3 separate regions of the Homo sapiens genome follow, and regions 2 and 3 are each linked to region 1. A link is a contact called in ENCODE Hi-C or POLR2A ChIA-PET data. All regions are on one chromosome and are shown on one strand. The core of a region is the stretch at or near the end of the contact, and the rest is flanking DNA. Distances in the headings are between cores, read along the strand shown.

Region 1 (4,485 bases), core at 1,394-3,893:
GCTATTTGGGAGGCTGAGGCAGGAGCATTGCTTGAACCCGGGAGGCGGAGGTTGCAGTGAGCCGAGATCGTGCCATTGCACTTCAGCCTGGGTGATAAGGGCAAGGCTCTGTCTCAGAACAAAAAAAAAAAAAAAAAAAAAAGTGAAGATGGCTTCTTGCTCATAAAGAAAACAAATTTCCTCTGAAGGGTTTTCAATATAGTTTTTAAATCACATACTTAAGAGAAAATATAATCTTCTGATAAAATAAGAAACAAATTAAATTAAAAATAAACATCAAAACCTGAAAACAAAGTAACTGGGATTATCTTCACGTTTGTTACAGCTACTTAACAATCCAAAGGCAAAACAGTGCTCATTGTCAAAGCTGGCAGGGCAGGCTGGCCAGGCCCTCCTCTTCAGTTTTCTACAGGAGAAACCAAAATTGAATTTCTCACGTTTTCTTCACATGTTGGACACCATCAGACCTTCACAACCAATGGACTCTAATTATTTTGCTTTCAAGCTTTGTTTTTGTTATTTCTTCTTCTAAAAGGCCATCTCCTGTCCTACCCTTCAAGATTCCAACATACTTTGGTTCTTCTGGAAAAATAACTACTTATCTTTTAAGACAAATCATCTTATCTTTGGTACCTGAGTCTAAGATGAAATTGGCCATTCAACATTATTCGAATATTTCTTGAGTGTCTTCTGTGTGCCAGACACTCGTGTCTCTGTTGACTCCTGCATCCTATGCAGACTTCTAAAAGAGCATCTGCAAAGCTTTCTTATCTTTCATTGTCTAAGTCATGCCTGACCCTGCTTCCTTCTGTTGGGCGGCAAAGATCATATGGCAGGGTCATGACACTCATTTCTCTTTATTTCCACACAGGTCCTGATGGAAAGAAGAGGTTCAGTAAATCTCAAAGTAAATACATACGTTTCTCTGAGCTCAGGGAAGGGAGGGTTAATAAAAATACACACAATGGAGATAATAATTCAAAAATTTTGGAAATAGACTAATGAACAGGGGAAAAAACATACCATTCAACATCAACAAAGAGAGTGAAGGGAGAGCAGGCAGTGTTCTGGGGACAGATACACCAAGCTGTGGGGTCTCAGAATTCTTTCAATGAGTTTTCAATAACTTTGTATTGGATCAGGCCGGATTTGAGGATTGGAGATTAAATTTTTTATGAGGCATATGGAAGGAAATATTATCAGTGATCATCATCATAGCTAACCCTGTGTGTCAAGAACTGTCTCAAGTGCTTTTGGTGAATTAACTCATTTAAATAGCCCCAAAAGCTTAGTGGTCCAATCACTATCCCTGAGACACAGAGGTGGCTCAACTTAACCATGGCCACACAGCTAGCAAGTAGAAGAGGCAGGATTTGAACCCAGGCTCCAAGCTTTGTTGTTTTAGTTGTATGCATTCCTTATTCTGTCTTGGAGTTGGGAATAGAACGTGAAGAGCTGGTAGGTACAGAAATAATAATGTTCTGAAGTCTGAACAAGTTCAATGGGGTTGCCTTGACTGGGTGCAGCAGCTCACATCTATAATCCCAGCATTTTGTGAGACTGAGGCAGGAGGATTGCTTGAGGCCAGGAGTTCAATACCAGCCTGGGCAACATAGTGAAACCCCATCTCTACAAAAAAAAGACAGGCGTGGTGTCATGACCTTAGAGTCCTAGCTACATGGGAGGCTGAAGTGGGAAGGTTGCTTGAGCCCAGTTCAAGGCTGCAGTGAGCTATGATCACGCTGCTGCACTTAAGCATGGGCAACAGAGCAAGACTCTGTCTCTTAAAGAAAAGAAAAATAACAACAAAAAACTGGTTGCCTTGGAAAGAAAGAATTTGCAAAGAATAGACTAGACTGGAGTTAGTCTCATTCCTTATCACACACACGCACGTGCACGTGCACACACACACACACACAATATTGCATCCTTTCTCAAAAGTCATTCTCTCCTGTGAGTTGCAAGGACAGCAACATCAGAAATGTACCAGTAACCAACTTCATTATACTACAGCATTGCTGACAGTTTGCATTTGGAGAATTTGACTAAAGACCACTTTGGGCTTCTTACCTTAAACAGTTACTTTTGTCACAAAGAAGGTGACGAGAAAACAGCAAGTAAGACAGAGCTCTCACTTCCTTCATCAAGCGGGATACATGTGCTGAGAGAATTGGAGCCACGATAGGGAGCAGTTTGTCTCTATGGAAAGTCTAGTGGTCTCTCCCCAGTGTCCCTTAGCCAGCCTCATACCATGGTGCTTTTCTTTCCTAGTGGAGCAGGATCCCCCAAAGAAAGGCCAGGCCCCTTTGGCCAGTGGGGCCCAGCGACACTTGGGTGCATCACCACCAACCGGATGGAGGGCTGGGCCTCGAGAGTGGCCTCGGGCGCGTACTCCTTACTGGGATCCTTGCCTCGGCAGTCGTATAGCACGCAGGAGATGAGGAAGACCAGGAGCAAGATGACGTAGCTCGCAACTAGGATGATCAGGTTCAAGGTAACAGGGTCGATCTCCAAGTAGAATTCCATCACTTCTCCCACGGTGGAGAAGTGGGTCTAGAGAAAGGCAATTGGGGTCAGTTTGGGCATTGCAGAGAGCAGATCTTAGAGCATCGGAATAGCTACATTGGCTCTGGAGTAAAAATACATTAATCCCTACTGCTCCAGGAGACCTCGAGGATTAAAGCTGCTCGGTTTAATAACTTAAGCTTGCTGTTAATACCACAGCCACCAAAACACAGAAGCTGTCTGTCATCAGTTCGCCTACACAGAGAGAGAAAGAGAGAGAGAGAGATGGCTCATGAGTTACTGGATCATGGTATATAAGTAGAGCATTCACATAATTCAGCATCCACACAGGCAGTTTGGTGAGCAAAAGTAAGTGTTGTTAATAAGCACTCCATGATGACAGCTAAAAATTGGATTGTCCTGGACAATTGTGCTGTCTTTGTATAAGGGATGTTTAGTGCCATGTATGGAGTGATTTGGAAGATTAGGTCAGTAGGCTTTGGAAGTAAATGTGATTCTTCAACAAGAAGAAGATACTAGTGCCTGATATTTTCACCCTTTCTTCATTTGTTGCCATGTTTCTCATTAGTTAATTCAAAACTACTTTTTGAGTACTTACTTCCTGTGTTTCAGACACTACACTAAGCAAAGGGGATATGGCAGTGATAAGACAGAGAAGCAGGTAGTCTAGCAGGAAAGATAGCCTTTAAACAGATAATTGCACAATTCGCCATTTAAGAACAGTGGAAATCAGTTTATAAGGGACAAATAGAGGGTAAGAGGACAGCGTGTCCCAGTGTGGGTCAAAAAAGCTTCCATGCAGAAGCAACATTTAACCTATGACCTGAAGGATAAGTAGAATTTAGCTAAGTGAGAAGAGACAGGGAAGATTCTTCTAGCCACAAAGAACTGCATATGTGAAGACCCGAAGAGAAAGGAGCCTGGAAAATTGCAAGCACTGAAACAAGGGCAGTGTGACTGGAGCATAAAGAGAATGGGAGCACAAGGTGGGAGAGGTAGACAGGGGCCAGAAGGCACAGGCACTTGTGGGCCATACTCAGGACTTTAGATATGATCCTAGAGCAATGGGATGCCATTGAATGCTTTTGCACAGGGGAGTGACACTACTGAATTTGCATTTTAAAGAGATTCCCAAAGGCTGCCTCAAGGATGCAGAAAAACAAGCAAATTGAGAGGAAGATCAGATACTGATCGGATTACAGTTATTCCTTGATGTACAAATCACTGTCCTGCCTCAGTTGTAGCCTGGTCCCAATAGTCCCGCATAGGCTACTTCATGGGCATGTGCCCTGTGCAGCTGCACAACGTTCCATTCTCAGAAAGAGCTCACACTTGGTTTAATGCTCTGCTGTTGCCATCTTGAAATTCTTAACTTTTCAACTTTGCACTGGGACCCACAAATTACGTATCTGGTCTTGGTCTCATATATGTATTTTTGGCCAGCTAGGGCATCAGTAGCCTTTTCTCCAATAGCTAATAGGACTTTTTGGATACTCCTAGTTAAAAGCTGAAGTTCCCAAAGGTCTGCTGGTTTCTTAGTGTTAAGCTTCAATGGGCTAGTGTCTTCCTGTCAGCCTCCTTTATACTGAGCTTCCATGGGAACCTGAGCATTTGAAGATGTTGTAGTATGGGGTTCTTATGCATCTGGAGACGTTTTTCCAAATAATATCGTCCATGATTCTATGGTCCTGGACTAACTTATGGAATTATAATCCAGAAGATGCATGATTCTGAAACACCATAGATTTAGGGTCAGCCTTATTGGAATCTATTGGGTCTCTTTTGAATACAGATACCTGGATCAACCCTAGATCTACTGAGTTAGAATCTTTGGGACTAGAGTCTGGGGATCTGTATTAATAAAAATCTTCATGGATAATTTTGATCTGCAACCAGGATGGAGAATCATGGCTATAAAAGTAGAAAAAAAGGACGTGAAGAAAATGGGCCAATATGCGG
Region 2 (4,406 bases), core at 934-3,433, 270 kb before region 1:
ACTTCCTTGTATATAATTCTGCCATAATGGTATCACTGATTTCTCATTATAACTCAAGTAGTTTTGCTAGATTGGAGATAGACTTTTCTGATGTGTTCATGCTCTTACTCCATCACTGGGAAGGTATACAGTAGAGGGAAAATGCAAGTATACTGCCTACATAATCTTCAGGAAGTCAAGAGCTATCACTTCATCCAGTTTGCCACACCAGAAAGAGGGAAATAATAGCGGTGGGAGTGACAGTAATGATTAAGAGGCATTGTGGTCACTTCACACCATCCATAGGCTGTCTTTTTTTTTTTTTTCTTTAGCTCCCCTCAAAGCACATGGACTAATAGAGTAACACAAACGAATTGGCATAATTCCTTCTCCTGCTATTGTTACTAGTTCAAGTGTGGGCACTTGCCCCAACTTGAGGCCAAGAGTATAGGGAGGATGTTTACTTGCTGCTTCTGGGAAGAAGCACTTTTACTAAATGAGACTTTCCCAAAGCTTTACTTTTTTTTTTTTTTTTTTTTTCTTTTTGAGGCAGGTTCTCACACTATCCCCAAGGCTGGAGTGCAGTTGGGATCTCAGCTCACTGCAACCTCCGCCTCCCAGGCTCAAGTGATTTTCGTGCCTCAGCCTCCTGAGTAGCCGGGACTGCAGGCGTGAGCCACCACGCCTGGCTAATTTTTGTATTTTTTAGTAGAGACGGAGTTACACCATGTTGCCCAGGCTGGTCTCGAACTCCTGAGCTCAGGCAGTCTGCCCGCCTCAGGCTCCCTAAGTGCTAGGATTACAGGCGTGAGCAACCGCTCCCGGCCTCCCAAAGCTTTAGATGAAGCTGACACTATGGAAACCTTGGCAGAAGATTAGAAAGAAACAAGTTCCTGATGGCATTGTTTAGCAGGCAAATCGATGTATCCCTGAAATCCAACATCCAATCTGAAGTTAAATGAGCTTTACCGTTCAAGCCACTTAGAGTTGGACTTTTAGTTAACTTGCAACCGAATATAACCGGCACATATGTACTAACCACAGTGATAATAATATCTGCACTACAAACTCACAATCGGGAGAGTAAAAGCTAATCACATATGTGAAACTGCTGTGTCAGCTTTATTATGCAAGTATTTGTTGCTGAGAGCCTCTTGGTTAAGATACTTTCCCTCAAGAGACAGAACTTGAAAAGAATCTTAAAGATGTGGAGGGCTTCGGTTGTTCATATCGGGATTTTAAAAAACGTCTCAACTGTGTATCAGAAAGCTTAAGACATTAAGATTCAAGCTGAACAGAACAGGAAATGCGGCAGATACTGTACATGACAAACTTTCTAGGAGGAAATGATTTACATAAAAGCTGGTGCCCAGCACAGGGTAAGTGCTAAATAACTGTTTTTAAATGTTATTTGGAAAAAAAAAAAAAAAGATTAATCATCCATGGTACAAAATTTAAAAGTTACATAAGTATGGAGTCTCGCGTCTTCCCTGACCCCCACCCCCAGTCATCCAATATATTTTTCCAGAACTAGTCTGATCATAACATATATACATATATAATTTTTTTCCTCACAAATGTCAGCATCCCAGACACTGTTCTGCATCATTTTTTTTTACAAATCACATAATGTATCTTGAAGGTCTTTCCATATCAGTGTCTAGAGAGCAGAGTCTATTTGTTTTTAAGAGCTGCAGACAACTTCAAGTGTGGCCCAACCATAATTTACGTTTCTATGAATTTAACCGGTGTTATCGTTGGACATTTTGACTGTTTCTGGCCGTTTGTGATGTCCAACAATGATGTAATGATTATCCTTGCAGGGACTTCACTTCGCAGGAGCAGAAGCCCATTTGCAGGATAAATTCTGAGTTGCGGAACTAGTGATTTACAGGGCAGAGGTGCAGTCTTTGTCTTAATTTCTGAATTCACGAATGTTGAATGTGATGAATTCGTGGGAAGCCCCGCAGGGAGCCTAAGCAGCTCTCCAGAGGCTGTGGTTGTCACGGATGATGATTGCGGGACCCGCAGACTGAGTCTCCAAGCGCTCCGCCCCGCCGCGCCCCTCTCCGCGGGTCCCACCGCGGACCCGCCCCTGCGCGCCCCGGGCCAGGAGCCCCTAGCTGCAGGACCAGGCACGTGCGATTCCACGTGAGCCTCCCGGCCGGAGCGCAGATGGGAAGTGCGCATGCGCCTACCGCCTGGAAAGTAGGTCAGACTCCTCCTCTCACGTGACCTGCTCCCCTTAGCTACCCTCGGCGCCTCCCCGCCGGGGCGCAGCCGGGATGCGCTCGGCAGCCAACGTGACGGGGCTGGGCGCGGGCGGCTCCGCGAGCGCCCAGCGCCCGCGAGGATTTGCCGGTTCTCCTCACACCCGAGCGCTCCGCTCAGAAGTCGGGCGGGCAAAAGGGAGCGCCTCGGGAAGTATCTGGGAGCCGGGCTGGAAATGAATGGGGCCCGGAAGCGAGCTCAAATCGCTGACACCTGGCACCGGGCTGCGTCCACTTTCATGCTTCCTAAGGCAGTTCTGCCTGCAAGAAGGGAACGCGCATCGCCTTTCAGTAGATCACACCGATCGTTTGCACGTTTGCATTCTCAATTTCTGCACTATATAGGGCAACTCAGACATGAAAACAATCTTTGTAAGAAGAAGTGGAATGCTAATGGTTCCTGGAGTTTTGCAGGAATATTCCACCGGCCCCATTTCTAATCTCCCACTCACTCCCTCCCCAAAGACACTCCTACTAGAAAGCTTATCGGTAGATTTCTCACCTTCCACAAGAGACTTCAGGGGCGCTGCTGCTGCTGCTGCTGCTGCTGCTGCTGCTGGAGGCTGGAGGGGGTTGGGAGCAGGGAACGAAGGCAGGTCTGAATTAGCTGAAGCTAAATTCTATATATCAGAAATAATTTTATTTATTGCCCCATTGCTTTCTGATTTTTAACTTGTTGCACAAATGACAGACTCTGCCTCAGTGAGTTGCAATCCAGTGGAGGGCACTAACAGGCAAAATCATGGGTTACAATGCAGTGGGCTATACATGTTTTAATAGAGGTGTGCCCAGGTGTTATATAAGCACAGTGGTGGGTACCCTGAGTCTTGAAGACTAAGTGGGAGTTAGCTGGCAGAGAAATAAGGCAGAGGGGGTGGAAAGTGTTCCAAACAAAGGGAATAACTAATAGTTACATAATATTTTCCTCTAAGAAGTTTTTACTATAATTGTCTTAGTCATGCATATGGTTAGAATATGTATTGTTTACATTTATATTATTCTAAGACAGTCTTGAATGAACATTGTTGTGCATGAGGCTTCCCCCCTCCACTTTTAATAACCCCTAGGAGTGGGATTGCTATATAAAAGACACAAATATTTTGTAACTTTTGATAAAGTATTGCCAAATTATTTTCAAAAATATGTTGTACTCATTTGTACCAATATTTAGCCTTCAGTCAGTAAATTGCCCGTTATTTCAAATCAATGAAGCCTTATGACATTAACACTTGATTCATTAGAATATGCCAGAAATCATAATACACATGCATTTCTGCTTTATATGACCCATGACAAAAGTCTAATTGAATTCAAGTTTAAAAATGGGAAAATATCGGATCAGTACATTTCATTCTTACAGGGAACACCTAACATGGACAAGGTGGGAGGTGGGGGCAGGAGTGAAAGTGGGACAAACTAAAGCCTCACCAAATGCCTGTCTCTGATTGCTCTTTTCTTACTGTACGTCTAGGGTAAGAGATAAAGCAGCTCACACAAGCCAGAACAAGCAAAGAGGTTTTCACACCCCTCTGCAAATGTCAGAACAGTAGCAGAATCAAAGGGACCTAGGGTTTGACCTCTTCAGAGGTCACTTTAACTTGCAGCAGAAAAGCTGATCAGGTGTTGATGAATTTCTGGAAGCCTGCAAGCTTCCTAACTCAATTTCTGTTGGCATCTGTATCTGCAAGAAGAAAACAATACTGTGACATTAGAACATTTGTGACGAAAGGTAATGTAAGTAATGTGGACAATGAAAGGAGAACGTATCTTGGTTTTGCCTGTATTAAGCTAGATCACTAAGGAAATCTGAAGCATGGAACAGAGTTATAACTTTTCAAACACATGGTTGTAGTTCATACTGCGGTTATTTTCCTAATATCTATCCTTCACCTTGTGTATCAGTCTTATAATTTCAGCTGGTGGGGGGCCTTACCTCCTCTCTCAGTTCAGGGGTTGGGCTTGACCAAATTAACAAATCAGGGTGGTCCCATTGTTTTTTGTTTCGTTTCGTTTGGGTTTTCTGTTTATTTATTTGCCTTTAAAATTTTATTATAATAACATTTAACATGAGATCTACCCTTCTAAAATTTTTTAAGTGTGAAACATTATTGTTGATTATAGGTGCAATGTTGTACGGCAGATCTCTAGAACTTATTC
Region 3 (4,612 bases), core at 1,725-4,224, 450 kb before region 1:
TTTCATTCTGTATCTTTTATACCTCCATGAGTTTATATGGCCAGATCTTTTTACATTTTAGCGTTTGCATCCTGAAAATGGACATTTACAAATCTTTCTTGTTAGTTTTTATATGTAGGATAAATTAGGGGATTTTTCTCCTAACTTTACATTTTTCTTTTCTCCTAAAGGCTTGGAATATATAAACTTTAGAATATCAGCCATGATTGATAAAATAATAATTGTATTAAAGGCTGATGTAAGATGTGAATCTAAGGAAAAATAGCAGTTTTTTTCTTTTTCTAGCAGTACCTACTTTTTCCACATGAGGCCCTCCTGTATTTATTTCTGTGAAAGGATTAGTTTCTGTTATTAAGAAAGGTCATGTCTGCATGAATAAGTAATCTAAGGCTAATTTGTATTAGAATTTAATAAGACAAAAAAATGAATATATGAAAAAATATATAAACAAAAGAGAGAATCTTATATGGTTCACAGTGAATTGGCCAAACACAGTGGCTCACGCCTATAATCCCAGCACTTTGGAAGGCCAAGGTGGGTGGATCACTTGAGGCCAGAAGTTCAAAACCAGCCTGGCCAACATGGTGAAACCCCATCTCTACTAAAAATACAAAAAAATTCGCTGGGCATGGTAGCACATGCCTGTCATCCCAGCTACTCGGAAGGCTGAGGCACAAGAATCACTTTAACTTGGGAGGTGGAGGCTGCAGTGAGCTGAGACTACACTGCACTCCAGCCTGGGTAATAGAGTGATATTTCATCTCAAAAACAAAACAAAAACAAAAACACAGTGAATTGGCCTAAGGATAAGTGCAGTAGATAATGGGGTTTGGAGTTATACCTTTGGTTTATACCCTGACCCTGCTCCTTGCTAGCTTTTGACCTTTGTCAAACTACTTCACCTTTATGGGTCTCAGCTTCCTCATCTGCAAAATGGGTTTGATAATGGGATCCTTCACAATAACATTAGAGGTATTAAGATAATACACATAGATGATAATGTGTATAGCACATACCACTCAACAAATATTACAAATAATAGAAGAAAAAATATTAAGAGGTGGAAATGATTTGTATTAACTATTTAATAAAGAGGAGGAAAATGTAATTTTAACTGAGGGCATAAGGGGACTTTTCATAGATAAGGTGGCACGTGAGCTGACCCAGACACAGAAAGGCAGAGCATTTCAGGCTGAGAAAACAGCATGAAAATCATGGCATAAAAGGGGAAATTTGCTTGTGTTTGTGGTCAAAATAAACCTTTTCTATGCTAACTTTAAGTTATTTGTTAATATATTTCTGTCTTCATGTCTGAAAAAGTGTTAATAGTACCTACCTTACAATTTTTTCATAGGACTTGAGAATTTAAGAGCCTAAACCTGTCAGGAATCTAATTTTGAATACTAGTTTTGACATGTATTCTTTTATCAACATCACTATCAAAGGCCCAGGAACATAAGGGAAACACGGAAAGATGAAGCTGTTAGGAAATGACATTTGGGTGGGTGTGTTGGGGCCTACACATATAAGCAGTTGAATACCAGCCTAAGATCTTAGAGGACTGCCATTTAAAATATTTGACAAGGAGAGAAAAATGAACAACTGTCTCCACGTATAATCTGACCCCACTCTTTCTTTCATACTCCATAACCAACTTGTTGGGCCTACTTTTTAGAAATCACAGAATTTTGCCACTTTTCACCACTTCCATCAGTGGTCTAAGCCGCCATCAGGTCCCACCTGTGTTGCTATTATAGCTTCCTACCAGATCACGCTACTTTTACCCTGCCTCACTCCCATACTGTCTAATCTGAACAAAGCAGCCAGAAATATTGTTTTAAAACTGCACTTAGAACTCTCCAGGACTTTCCATCTCAGTCAAAGTAAGGCAGAAATGCTGCAAGTAGAAACCTCCAAGTAACTGTTAAAGCCTATGAGGGCCTACATGACCTGCTGTCCTTTCCCCATCCTAACACTCCTTTTAAAGTACCTCAGCTCTTTCCACACTTCTCCCCTCCACCCCTTTACTCATTCTCCAGCTCATCTGGTCTCTTTGCACCATCTTTCCTCTGACCCTTACTGTGTGTGGAGGAGTTTCTTTTAGTATAACTATTACTATCTTACATCTTAAATAATTTACTTATGTTTTGCTCTTTATCTGTGTCCCCCAACTGGAGGGTAAGCTTCATGAAGACAGCTATCTTGGATTTGTTCTCTGATTTATCTTACAACAATAGCTGTTATTAGGTACTCAAACATTTGGTGAATGGATAAAGGGATAAATGGAGGATATACTTTAAGGTTAAACTGACAGCAAGTTGGGAAGTAACCGAAGATCAGATAAAAGGCTGTTGTAATAGTCTAGAACAGCAATGTCCCTTAGAAATATAATGAAAGCCACAATATATTGCTATATTTTCTAAGAGCTACATTTTTAAAAAAGGAAAAAGAAACAGGTAACGTTAATTTTAATATATTTTATTTAGTTGGATTTATCTAAAATATTACTTTAGCATGCAGTAATATTTTTAAAATTCATTATGAGATATTTTTACTTTTTTATACTGTATCTTTGAAATCTAGTGTTTTTAAAATTTAGAGCACATCTCAATTTTTACACTGAATTTTCATTGGAAATACTGGATCTGTGCTTAGATTTAATAAAATTTACAGTTGAAAAAGTAAATTCACATACTCAAATTGTTCCAAACTTATTTTAAAAGTTTCTAATGACTGAATTGAATACCAAAAATCTTTTTCTTTTAATGTTTACATCCACACTAACAAAACTATTTTATTTTCTAAGAAGAATTTGTTTTTAAGCAAGATCTTTTCAAAGCTACATCTGTTAAGTACCGTCACTAATTCTTGTCAGCTCAGTATTATTAGCATAAAATTCAAGCCTGTGAGATGGAGGCTGCAGTGAATTATGATCATGCCGCTGCACTCCAGCCTGGGCAACAGAGGAAGAACCTGTCTCAAAAACAAACAAAAAAACTGGCCAAGCCCAGTGGCTAATGCCTGTAATCTCAAAACTTTGGGAGATCTGCCAAGGCAGGCAGATCGCTTGAGCCCAGCAGTTCCATTCCAGCCTGGGCAGCATGGAGAACCCCCGACTCTACAAAAAATATTAGCATCAAATTCAAGGAGTATTACAAATAACAAAAGCAACTCTAAATTTAGCAGTATGAAGAAAGCATACTTCAAAATTTTTTCAGTTTTCATAGCCAATTTATGTAACACTATCAATAATTAAGATCTGCATATTAGCTTATAGTAGAAAAATAGGTAAAGTCATTATTTTTTATTTATATTATGAAAAAGTTCAATTTCACTATAAACTCTTATACTTATCTAGCTTCATAAACTTTCCTTTTCCTTGTAGTTTGTAGTTTAACTCATTTACATGCACTGATATTAGTGAGAAAATGTAAATCACACTGCCATTTTCTTTTGTCTGGTTACTGAATAATAGATGCACCTTCCTTTTGTTTAAGAAAACCTTTAATTGGAGTTAAAAGTACAGAAAATCTTCGTAAATCTCTTTCATAACTCAGCCAAGAAGTATTGGCAAATAACATAGCATCAGAAAATGTATTGTCCTCCTTTTTTCTTTTAACAGTTTTATAAACTACTGATGACTCAATTTACGTGCGTATACTAAACAGTGTTAGCAACTGTATCTATGATGCTTTTCATAAAATCAGCTTGAGAAAACTAAGCACAAATATTTTCAATATGTATCATACAGTGGAATAAAACAATAAAGCAGCCTCTTTCTTCTTTGAAAATGTCAATACATTCAAATTTGGTTGTTGTTGTTGTTTCTAATTTTACTTTGAGTTCTGGGATACATGTGCAGAACGTGCAGGTTTATTACATAGGTATACATATCCCATGGTGGTTTGCTGCACCTATCAACCCGACATCTAGGTTTTAAGCCTTGCATGCAGTAGGTATTATCTTTATGCTCTCCCTCCCCTTGCTCCACCGCCCGACAGGCCCCAGTGTGTGATGTTCCCCTCCCTGTGTACATGTGTTCTCATTGTTCAACTCTCACTTAAGAGTGAGAATATGCAGTATTTGGTTTTCTGTTCCTGTGTTAGTTTGCTGAGAATGATGGTTTCCAGCTTCATCCATGTATCTGCAAAGGACATGAAGTCTTTTCTTTTTTATGGCTGCATAGAATTCCATGATGTATATATGCCACATTTTCTTCATCCAGTCTATCATTGATGGGCATTTGGGTTGGTTCCAAGTCTTTGCCATTGTGAACAGTGCCACAATAAACGTACTTGTGCATGTGTCTTTATAGTAGAATGATTTATAATCCTTTGGGTATATACCCAGTAAGAGGATTGCTGGGTCAAATGGTATTTCTGGTTCTAGATCCTTGAGGAATCGCCACACTGTCTTCCACAATGGTTGAACTAATTTACACTCCCACCAACAGCGTAAAAGCATTCCTATTTCTCTACATCCTCTCCAGCATCTGTGTTTCCTGACTTTTTCATGATCGCCATTCTAACTGGCATGAGATGGTATCTCATTGTGGTTTTGATTTGCGTTTCTCTGATGACCAGTGATGATGAGCTTTTTTCATATGTTTCTT

Evidence for each region. A loop is a pair of places that touch in the nucleus more often than their neighbours do. ChIA-PET counts read pairs that join two places held with the same protein, here RNA polymerase II (POLR2A). Pooled maps may share reads with other maps.
Region 2: a loop to region 1 is called in a map of sigmoid colon, with 5 times the contacts of the local background. The contact joins the enhancer-like site here to the promoter of SMIM36 in region 1. A Hi-C loop is called at or near these places in 5 of 168 maps with a recorded cell type or tissue (PC-3, heart left ventricle, posterior cingulate gyrus and 2 more), 5 of 37 single-sample maps with no recorded cell type and 17 of 50 pooled maps.
Region 3: a loop to region 1 is called in a map of A673, with 12 times the contacts of the local background. The contact joins the enhancer-like site here to the promoter of SMIM36 in region 1. A Hi-C loop is called at or near these places in 7 of 168 maps with a recorded cell type or tissue (A673, Caco-2, IMR-90 and 4 more), 7 of 37 single-sample maps with no recorded cell type and 12 of 50 pooled maps. POLR2A ChIA-PET finds 5 or more read pairs at or near these places in 1 of 52 experiments (OCI-LY7).

The regions. Positions count from the first base shown.
Region 1 is chr17:55,508,809-55,513,293 of GRCh38, forward strand. SMIM36 (small integral membrane protein 36) reads right to left here and starts at 2,644. Exons shown (of 5, transcript NM_001395421.2): 1 at 2,071-2,644. The coding sequence starts at 2,526. The coding sequence ends at 2,245.
Region 2 is chr17:55,236,273-55,240,678 of GRCh38, forward strand. No RefSeq gene overlaps it. Among named protein-coding and RNA genes, the nearest start is that of HLF, 26 kb to the right of the region's middle. RefSeq lists a silencer at 1,931-2,400. Within about 2 kb of position 2,184, at least 27 of the 41 ENCODE cell types and tissues checked have a DNase peak (open chromatin) inside an H3K27ac peak, as active enhancers do; they include heart left ventricle, prostate gland and sigmoid colon, where a contact is called at or near this core.
Region 3 is chr17:55,053,722-55,058,333 of GRCh38, forward strand. All of the region lies in intron 12 of STXBP4 (syntaxin binding protein 4), which reads left to right. Among named protein-coding and RNA genes, the nearest start is that of STXBP4, 87 kb to the left of the region's middle. Within about 2 kb of position 2,975, at least 2 of the 41 ENCODE cell types and tissues checked have a DNase peak (open chromatin) inside an H3K27ac peak, as active enhancers do; they include A673 and PC-3, where a contact is called at or near this core.